Regions from separate parts of the Homo sapiens genome. Here region 2 is linked to region 1. A link is a loop called in an ENCODE intact Hi-C map of the cell type or tissue named here. Cell type or tissue: heart right ventricle. All regions are shown on one strand. Each heading gives the region's core, and the rest is flanking DNA. Links, peaks and the distances in the headings are about the cores only. Region 1 has its middle 100 kb from the start of TPM1. Region 2 has its middle 42 kb from the start of TPM1.

Region 1 (5,378 bases), core at 204-5,203:
CCATTTCCATCAGCAACACCAAAATGTTCACATTTTCTCCATGATGTTTCCCACTTCTGGGACTCTGCCTGGAAAGCCACGCCTCCCATCCCTCTCTTTGGCCTGGCTCACCTCTACTCGTCTTTTAGCAACCAGCTGAGATACCACCTCCTATTACAACCTCTCCCCTTAGGCTGGGAGACTTGCCTCCCACTCAGCCTGCTAGCACCTTCTCTCTCTCCATCAGTAATGTACTTCATTGTACTCTAACTCATGTGTGTTCTTTCAAATTTTTGATTCCTGGGAGGTTTAGGATCTTCCTTTTTGCATCATTTTACCCCCACTCCCTATGACAGTGGTGCACATAGGACATGCATGCAATACACAAATGGCTGTTGAATGAACAGTGGCTGATGAGGATTCCATGAGGTCTGAATCAACTTTCCAAGGCCACGCAACATAGTGCTCCCCACACCCCTCCCGGTGCTCCTTCTGCCATACCACAAGACTCCTGGGGTGCCCTGAGGCTTTCCTTGGGGGGATGGGTGTGACTCCCCATTGTCCCTGGAGGAATTTAATTTAATAGATGAGACAAATTGAGTGGCGGGAGGGGTGGAGGTAGGGAAGATGCTCATAGAGGCGGCAGCTTGCTTAAGGTTACACTGTGCTCGTTGAACTTGGGAGTCCACTTGCAGCGTCTGGCTCTGCACCGACGTAAATGTACACGGATACTTCACTGGGCCCAGCTGTATCTCTTCTCCATGGAAGATCCTCTTTCACCCAAAGCACTTCATCAATATTACAACCAGAGAAGGGGGGCCAGTCTGGGCTTTCCTGTGGCCTATGGTGTAGATTGGGGCTTTGACGTAATTTGGGAGCAAACTTGGGGACCCCTTCAGGCATCGTAGGCATCCTGCCCTGGGCTGGCTTGCCAAAGCTTGGAGGTTAGGAAGGAGGATGGGCAGACTCTCCCTGTATGTTTCCCTATCCTGTAGTGAGAAAGACTCACAGATATACACAAGGACAGGCCACCGTTGAAAATGAAATACACCATTTCCCTGCCTAATAGAACTGGCAGCTTTCCTTTCTTTCTCCTCTGTCTTCCTGTAGGTGATCAAGCATCAAACTTTCTGTATACACTGTAAAGTGCTTCTTCCAATAATCTTTGCAGCCTAGACTTACAGTTTGTCCTTCCCAGGTCTGTTTCCTTATAAATATTCCAAGGTGAGGCTGCCAGTGGGTGATTTATTTACAAGAGGTATCACTTCTTGCGGCTGTGCATGGTGTCCAAGCAAATGGCTTACTGCAGCTCTCACCAAACTCAGCTTTGTTATCTACTTTAGATGAGACCAGGTGATTCACTCTCTCTCTAATTTCAACTCTTGGTGAGCTAAAATGATTTCTGCTTTAAAAATGTCCAGAATGTGAAAAATAAAATGAAAAACTACAGAAACAACAAGCCTTGTTATTCAGATAGAGAGGGAGACAGAGACAGAGACTACTCATCTTATCTGAATGCTGTCACAGGGAAAGCACACCCTGACAGTCCACAGCCCTGGAGCCTCCTCAAAGTTTCCCACCCAAAGAGGAAGCCCTACAAAAGAAATGGAAGAGAACCCCCTGTACCCTGCCAGGTCTGTCTTACCAAAGGAATGTATCATTCAATACCCTTCCAGGCTTCCCCATTCCCTCCCAGTAGTTCTAAACCTCTTGGGGGCCAAGGACTCCTTTAAGATTTCCCAGAAAAATATGCATGTCCACAAATGCCTAAGATTTCAGGAGGTGCAGGGGAGTGAAGGGAAGCAGGTGCTGTGGGGTCCAGAGGGGAAGCATCTTAGGGGGTTGCAGGGTTGGAGGACAGGCTGTGTGGACGGGGCCAGGGCTAGGACCCTGGGTTGGATGTGGCTACAGGGAGGAAACGAGAGGGCATTTTAGGCAGGAATGAGGCCAAAGGTAGAGGAGCTGAGATGCAGCTGGCTTGCCTGCAGAGCCACAGTGAAGGGAACAGAGCTAATGCTTATTGACCACCTACTATGTCCCAGCCACTATGATATGTGCCAAAGGGCTATAAACAGGCGTGCTCCCTCGCCCGAAGGAACACAGTCTCATGGGCCAGGCAGCCAAGGACTGGGGCAGGATTAACCATGATACGGTCAGAATGAGCAGCAGTCCCTCTCAGCAGGGAGTAAAGCCCTGAGGCTGCAGATGGGAGCTGGTGACCCCTGACAGTCTTCATCACCAGGGCAGGCCTTGATGGCAGGGGTGGGACAGGCCGGGCCTTTCAGTGTGTCCTTGGCTGCCTCTCTCCAGTTAGGGGCTGGACGCTGGGCTCAAGTGGGCGATGTTCCAGGGCTTTCAGTGGTCCAGAGATCCCAGCTGGTTCCAGCTCCTCAGAGCAGACATAAAGCGGGTCATTTCTTGCTTTCTGGCGTGGTGACTCAGCTGACAAAAATAACTCACGCTAGCAACAGCTCTTTCTGCATCTTGTGGGCTGGGAACGGGTACTAGGAAGGACAAAAACTGCTAAGCAGTGAAACATGAGGACTCCTCCATCTGACTCAGCCACAGAAACACACAGAGAGACAGACACAGACAGAATGACAGCAAGAGACAGAGAGAGAAGCAGAGACAGAGACATAGAGAGACAGTCAGACACCCACACAGATGTGTTCTGAGAAACTGAGTGGGGCTGCTTCTGACACTGAAGCCAAGGCACTCCTCATTTCTGGACTCAGCAGCTGGGGAAGTCACAGGGCTCAACTACCAGGGAAAACAGTTTACAGGTCCCAGGACTTAACAATGCTTTCCCAGGTGTACAGAGCACAGCCTCCAGGGTTGTGCAACCCCCTGCAAATGGACTTCTCCCAAAGCAAGTTCATGTGGCAGCTCCCAGCTCTTGCAGACTCCTGCAGCCCTCTTTACTCGGCTTGAGTGTGGTCCTTTGCATTCTGCTCCCAGGAACCTTTTGTTTTGGTCCCTGGGCACAGGGTCTGAACGTGTACCTAGGATAACTTACCACATGCCTCTCTCCAAAGACTGCCTTGTTCTGTGAGTTGGAATTTGCTGATGAGGAGGGATGCCATCTGTCTTTCCCACTTATCCACACCCAGTCCACCCGCCAAAGCTCATTGCATCCCCCTTTTCTCATTTAGAGTCAGACAAGGAAGTTCATATTTTCAAATGGGTCTGGCGCCATGCTGGGTGTAGGCAACATCATTTCCCTCCACCTAGACAATAATCCAAGATAGGTATTATTTAACATGTGAGAAAACTGAACTTAAAGAGAACAAATGAGGCCGGGCACGGTGGCTCATGCCTGTAATCCCAGCACTTTGGGAGGCTGAGGAGGGCACAGCAGATCGCTTGAGCTCAGGAGTTTGAGACCAGCCTGGCCAATGTGGCAAAAAATACAAAAAATTATCTGGGCGTGGTGGTGCATGCCTGTAGTCCCAGCTAATTGGGAGGCTGAGGTGGGAGGATTGCTTGAGCCTGGGAGGTGGAGGGTTGCAGTGAGCTGAGATCGCACCACTGCACTCCAGCCTGGGTGACAGAGGGAGACCCTGTCTCAAACACAACAACAACAAAGAGGATAAATGATTTGCCCAAGACCACACCACTGGTTAGAGTGGAGCTGGAATTTGGGCCCAATGCAGTATAGTACCACATCCCATGGGATGCCTCCTGTGGTACTGTACAGCATCCCATGCTTGCAGCTGCCATTGTATCCCATCCCTGCCTGTGTGCCTCTCTCTGAGTTTGACATGCTGCTCAGAGCATGGACAACTCATCTGAAAACGAAAATTATATCATTGGAAGGTCTCTTGTCCTATATAATTGGGACTAGTAGTTGGTTGGTTAACCAAAAAATTTGATCAAGGTGAGAAATCATAAAACAGGACACATACAGCCTTATTTTGATGTGGATCAAAGGCCTTTTCTCAAAGAAACTGGTGAAGAAAATTCTACTTTTCTGTTTTGCGTAAGCTACACTAATAATTTCCAGTGTCTGTTTTAATGAAGAAGAGAGAACCCAAGGTACTCTTGAAGCAATTCGAGTGCAGAATCCTTCTAGATTTATACAAACTTTCTCTTTTTTTTTTTACCGTTATCTCGTCCACACCTCATTCAACAAGTTTCTTAGTGATTCACTTTTATCAAGTCTTTCCTAAAGCAATGTGTTTGACATAAAAAGCAACAATTTCTTTTGTTCCACACTCTTCTTTCTCGGTTTATGTTCCTTTTGGTTAAATTGCATAATCATGGTGTCAAGTGTAAGTGGCAAGGCATAAATAGATTTGGGAACATGAATAATTGATTCTTGGTAAATGTTCTACTCATTTGGAGAGCAGAAGTGTGGAGGCGTATTATAGATAAGCTGCTAGCTGGGAGCATCAACTGCTGTATTTGGGGCAGAGAATGGAAGCTGGTTAACCTGGCCAGTTATGGGGAATGTGGTTAAGAGGCTTTGCGCAGGACCTGATGGAAGGGTTGGGGTGAGAGCCAATGGAGATGGCAGGTGAAAGGATTGAGTAAAGTGGTGTCTTGTATATAAGCCATCTTCATGATTTTGAAGCCTTCCCTGATGCTGCAGCACACATGGTCCCCTCCTCCCATGAACCTTCTTCCCTAGGGAACGTTAGAGAGCCCCCAACCAGCAGCCAGGAGACCCAGATCTAATCCCAGCTCTGCCACTTTCTACCTCTGTGAGTTTGGGCAAAAGGCTTAATCTCATCAATCGGGTTTTCTTCTCTGTACACTGAAGGAATTGGGTAAAATTGTCTGGAAAGGCTCTTCTGGCCCTGTTCTAAGTATCCCAGGGCCAGGTTTCTTACTAACTCCACTCTTCTCTTTGGGGTTCTCAGTCACCCCCAGGGCTCTAGAATACTCCCTGTCTGATACGGTTTGGCTGTGTCCTCACCCAAATCTCATTTTGAATTCTAGCTCCCATAATTCCCATGTGTCACGGGAGGGACCCAGTGCGAGGTAATTGAATCATGGGGGCAGGTTCCTGTGCTGTTCCTGTGATAGTGAATAAGTCTCACGAGATCTGATGGTTTTAGAAATGGGAGTTCCCCTGCACACGCTATCTTTGCCTGCCACCATGTATGTTGTGACTTTGCTCCTCATTCGGCTTCTGCCATAATTTGAGGCCTCCACAGCCATGTGGAACTGTGAGTCAACTAAACCTCTTTGCTTTATAAATTACCCAGTCTAAGGCATGTCCTTATTAGCAGCGTGAGAACAGACTAATACACCATCCCAAACCGTATCAACAGCCTCACCTGTGTGCTGTGCTGTGCTGTGCTGAGCAGCAGGAAAGCACCATGTTTTTGGTGCCCTTTAAGTGGGATGGCCTGACCTCTCATGGATGACCAGGTGAGAATTTTTAGACCCATCAA
Region 2 (5,378 bases), core at 204-5,203, 60 kb before region 1:
TAATGAGGTTTTTCCTTGCCCAGAGTGAAATCTTACTCCTTTCTGCAAAAGCAGGTGAACACCAATTTCCAGACAGGATTCAGGCCAAACCTCTACATTTCCAGACTTCCAGGGGGCAGACTGGAAAATGACATCTATTAAAAATCCTGCGCTCATGCCTGTAATCCCAGCACTTTGGGAGGCCAAGGTGGGTGGATCGCCTGAGGTCAGGAGTTCAAGACCAGCCTGGCCAACATGGTGAAACCCCGTCTGTACTAAAAAATCCAAAAATTAGCCAGGCATGGTGGTGGGGGCCCGTAGTTCCAACTACTTGGGAGGCCGAGGCAGGAGAAGTGCTTGAATGCGGTAGGCAGAGGTTGCAGTGAGCCGAGATCGTACCATTGCACTCCAGCCTGGGTGACAGAGTGAGACTCTGTCTCAAAAATAAATAAATAAATAAATAAATAAATAAATAAATAAATAAATAAATCTTGGGCTCTGATTTAAAGTGGTCCCCAGTGGGGTGTCATTGCACTGTGGCGGTGTTTTGGATGGGGGCATGATGTGGCAGGAATGTGGCTTTCTGGCTCTCTCTGGCCCAGCAATGGTGGGAGCTTTTTTGGAACACCCCTAAAAACCAGGGTAAGTATCTTCCCTCTAGCCATAGCAGGCAGACCACGGTTTGAAATGCTCCAGCCAGTTAAAGAAGTAGCATTGGGGTGCAGACCCCAAAGGTGTCTCCACAAAGACTTGCTGAATGCCTACCGTATGTGGTTCTACACAGATGAAGATGACTAGGATATAGCTTGAACCCAGGAGGTGGAGGTTGCGGTGAGCCAAGCCCACGCCATTGCTCTCCAGCCTGGGCAACAAGAGAAAAACTCCGTTTCAAAAAAAAAAAAAATGCTATTTGAGAGATAGTCTTGTTCAGCCCTTCTAAAACTCTTCTGTTCACTTGCCCTAGTTTTAAGGGTTCCCATCTGGTATCTTAGTCTTGGGATGTCCCTGTGCTGTGGAGTTGTCTGTGGGACAGTAACCATATTTATGTTACTCTTTACTATTTTGCTATATAATATTCTATTGTTATTAAGTTATAGTTTATAATTTCCATGATTATTCTTCCTTTTACCCATTAATTATTTAGAGGGGCATTCAGAAATTTTCTTAACACATGGGTTGTGTGGAAATGTTTTGGTTACTGACGTTATAATTTTATTGCACTGAGGTTTGTGAATATGATCTGTATAATATCAATTCTTTGATGCCTTTTGGTATTTTCTTTGTGGCCTAGGGTACATGGTTAGTTCTTGTAAGTATGTACTTGAATAGCTGTTTATTCTTTATTTTTGAGGTGCAAGTTTTCATAAATAACTGTGGTTCGACTCTGCTGTATCCTTCACAATTTTTTGGTCTGATTCAATGCTTTCTGAGAGAAGTGATTAAAATCTACCACTTTGATTATTCATTGTCAATAATATCTTTTTGTCGGTTTTTGCTTTATATATTTCGAAGTTGTGTTGTAAGGTTACACAGGTTCAGGTTAACTATATTTTTTTTTTTGGTGAATTGTTCTTTATCAAGACCTTTTTATTGCCAAGTTTTTGTCTTAAGGCTTATTTTGTTTCAAATTAATATTGTCAAGATCAACTTCTTTTAGTTAGTATTACCTGGAATATTTTTTCTTAATCTTTTGGTTTTGATCCTTTCCTGTTTTTGGTTTTAAATGTGTCTTTTAGAATAGCTTTTAGCTGGATTGCAGTGCCTAGACCACTGCCTAGTATGCATAGTAGGTGCTTAATAATTATTTGTTGAATGAATGAATGAAAAAATTAAATCTAATCTGAAAATTTATCCTTTAACAGATGAGTTTAATCTGTTATAATTCTTGTGATTATTGATATTTGACCGACTTCTACCACTTTTTGTTTTCTAAATACATGTTTTATATTTCCTTCTCTTTTTATTTTCCTGCTTTATTGACTTCTACTGGATTAGTCGAATAGGTTTTATTTCATTTCCCCTTCTACTATATTGAAAGTGATTCCTTTTCTGTTGTTGAGAAGTGATTGAGTTCTCAATCACTTCCTATCTCTGTGCTACCAAGAAGAAAATAGAGAAAAGAAATAATAACAGCTATTTATTGTATATCTTGGTCAACATTTGGAATAAAGGACATTTGCTAACTATGCCCTTTGATCAGCACAATAACCCTGTAAATTCAATGTTAGAATGCCCATTTTACAGATAAGAACTTCGAGATTCAGATAGTTTAAGTGACCTGTCCAAGGCCCTACAGCCAGTGACCAGCAGATCTGGGGATGAAACTTGTTCTCTGTGATTTCACAGTATGCGTTTCCTGCTGCCAGCCACACTGCTGATGCAAAGGCCAACCCCAGATTGCTGTAGGACAGTTATCACAGTATTTCTTAGTTCCCACAGCCATATTCTGGTCACCAGACCTTGTTATCTCCGTGTCCTTGTGATAATTCAGAAATGGAAATGAATGAACACAGGCCTGGGGTACAAGTTCTGGGCACAAGAGAGCCATGAGCTGAGAAGTAAACAGAACCCTTAAAGCCCTCCAAAATTAAATTGGTCATAATCTGAATGAATTCTGTCAACTCTTTTTAATAACATCTCCAAATCAGCCACTTACTGTGTTGGGAATGCATTCTCTTCTCCCATTTGATACTTAGCTGGAGCCCGTTAATAAGCAGACAAAAAGAACTGTAATTCTTGCTACTATCTCTGCAAATTGATTTTCAGCTATTTGTTCTTTCTTCAAACAGCTTCCAATCTGCTTTGATTGTCTCCCTCTGGAAAGGGTCTGACGGCCCAGATTAGAGAGGGGGAGGAACATAGGGCCACATGGTCACTGGCTATAGGAGAGCAAGGACAGAAGCTTCTGAAGCTGTATTAATATTCAGTGTCAGTCGCAGGATGGATGGGAGAGGGAACAAGCTTCGGGAGCCTTTGATGAGGTCACCCACAGAGGAGGCAGGTGCTATGAATAAGATTACCCACAATCCCACAAGCTCCCGATGAATTCCCATTGCAGTAAACAATGTCCAGTGGAATGGTAATCCTGGGGTTGGATGTCCTGCTGATTTTGCAGGGGTACAGGTGCATCTTTGTCTGAAAGGGCGGTGTTCCTTTCTAGGATGAGAGTATGAAAGAATGTGACCAAATTTCTGAAATTCCATTCAGGGACTGCAGCCATGCCCAGTAACTGCACCCGCAAGCGTGTCTGCGAGGCGTGCAGCCCGGGCTGGCCAGAGGGCCTCACTGGGCCCTGTTCAGGATTTCATCTCTAGTGGAGGCACATGCGTCAACTCGCCCTTGAGAGGCACTTTTCAAAGTGGGTACCATCTGAATCCAAGCCAGTTGGTGGGGGTACAGGGTTGGTTGTGCCTGTTAAAATGTGGATCTGGGGCCCCACCCTAGACTTACTGAGTCAGAATCTAATAGGAGGATGCCAGGAATCTACATTTCCAATAAGTGGCTGGGGTGATTTTGGTACCAAGTCTAACTTGTTCTTCAGGGACTCTCTGCAGGTGCCGGCAGCCTCCTGTTGGGTGGCTGGGCTGGTGCGAGGGGGCACATACTGTTAGAGTAGATGAATAGTTAGACATAAACAAAAAAGAGAGCCCCTGGGGAGGAAGTTTTGGAAAATGTTATGTTCCAGAGACTACTTAAAACATGTATGTTAAATATAAACAGAGAGGAGGGAAAATGCCAATGCAGAAAAAGTGCCCCCAAACGCTCCTTAAGACGTCTTGTAATTTTGTAGTTAACCTGTCAAAATGTAGCTAGCTATGTATTAATAGAAAGGTAAAAAGGGCAAAGAAAATATTCCTAAGAAATCCACAGGCACAGTAAGTACAGTTGTAACCCCCCTGTGACCCTTCTGTGGTGGCGGTACATGAGCAAGGCCACCATTAGGTAAGGTTCGTATTGATTACCTGGCCCTGCACAAGTGTATCAATGACAGTGAGGGAAATTCCACAAACCTAGGTGAAAACTAGGAGGGAGCAAAAGTGGAGACTTAAAACAAAAGCAGAAAACTAAACAAAGAAAAAGGTGGAGTGTTAAGATGGAGGCAGGAGCTTAAAGAAACAGTCTGGCATAATAAAAACTGCAATACAAAAGTATCAGGGCTGCTCCCAGCCGGAAGAGCCCAGTCCTCTCTTGGAGTTTACTCTTATTTCCTTTTGCTTACTTTACTAATTGGTCTCTTAGCCAAATTCTTTCCTCCAGAAGGACTAAAAACCGAAGACTCCACACTTCCCAGTAACAATAGGAAGTGACAGAAGGGCCCTGGATGAGGAATCCTGACCCCAGCTTTCTCCTTAGCTTGCTCTGTGACTTTGAGCACGTCATGTTGTCACCGTGGGCCTCATTTTCTGGTCTGTTAAGTAAGTGCCACCCAGAGCTTCTTAGTAGAGGAACAGGACCAGAATTAATGGCCCAACTCTCTGTTTTGGACATAAGAGTCTGAGGTGGGAGTAGAACTTCTGACTGGAGGTAATAATTACAGCTCGTTTTCATCGCATGCTTACTGTGTGCCAGGCACTGCTGTAGAGATTTAGGCATGAGTATTTTTCTTTCATCACAGCCCCATGAGGTTGCACTTTCATATTATCAGTTTACAGATAAAGAACATGAGGCGAAGAATAGTTAAGGTCATAGCTAGTAAGAGGTGGAACAGGATTCCAAACGCAGACACTCAGACACCAGAACTTTCGCTGTTACAATAAAGATCTACTATATCTCTCCATCGTAAATGTCCTGCTGGCAATTGGAAATACCTGAAACAGCTAAGAGGCTTGCTCATCAGGCAGATGTGGCAGTCATCAAAATAGAGGTGACAGGTGGAAAGCCAGAGAGATATTTAAAGAGTGTGGAGTTGCAGCACCAGTAAATACCTGTTGACTTAACCAGCCCAGGGTAACAGCCCTTTGAACTTCTGTATGGTTGTAAAAATGTGACTTTGTTGAGGGGAGTTTAAAGCATGATTGCAGGTAGGTGTAGAAATCTTGGGTGAGGGGAAGGGGACATTTGCTAGCACCCTGCCCCCACCTGCCCAGCATGCTCTAGAGGTAATGGCCCTTTCCTTTATAGAGATTTAGGGCCGGAAATAGGTCCCTGCTCATTGTTTCAGAGCTCTGAAGACACGTTTGGGAAGTTACAAAGCAACCATGATGCCATACTTCCTTCACCGTAGAGACTTGTCCAGTAGATGACACTGGGTGTAATTTGGTCTCAGGCAGAACTGGGCCAGAATTTGATAGTGGGTAAAGCAGGTCCTTGCAGAAGGCTAAATTACAGGGGGTAATGCCTCCTTGCTAGTCCTCCTGGACTAGCAAGGGGCTGGATTTTCCATGGAAGGGAATGACCTT

What was found. Hi-C counts contacts between places; a loop is a spot of excess contacts. Peaks named below come from ENCODE experiments on the same cell type or tissue, not always from the same donor. Only the 100,000 strongest peaks of a DNase experiment are listed, where the experiment ranks them.
Region 2: it touches region 1 in a loop (2.1-fold over the local background); 5 of 110 quality-filtered maps call a loop at or near these places.

The regions. Positions count from the first base shown.
Region 1 is chr15:62,937,975-62,943,352 of GRCh38, reverse strand. No RefSeq gene overlaps it. Among named protein-coding and RNA genes, the nearest start is that of TPM1, 100 kb to the left of the region's middle. In heart right ventricle, for the core only: no CTCF peak of the experiment used is centred there; a DNase peak (open chromatin) is centred at 2,372; H3K27ac peaks cover 3,774 bases.
Region 2 is chr15:62,997,928-63,003,305 of GRCh38, reverse strand. No RefSeq gene overlaps it. Among named protein-coding and RNA genes, the nearest start is that of TPM1, 42 kb to the left of the region's middle. In heart right ventricle, for the core only: no CTCF peak of the experiment used is centred there; a DNase peak (open chromatin) is centred at 2,382; H3K27ac peaks cover 3,439 bases.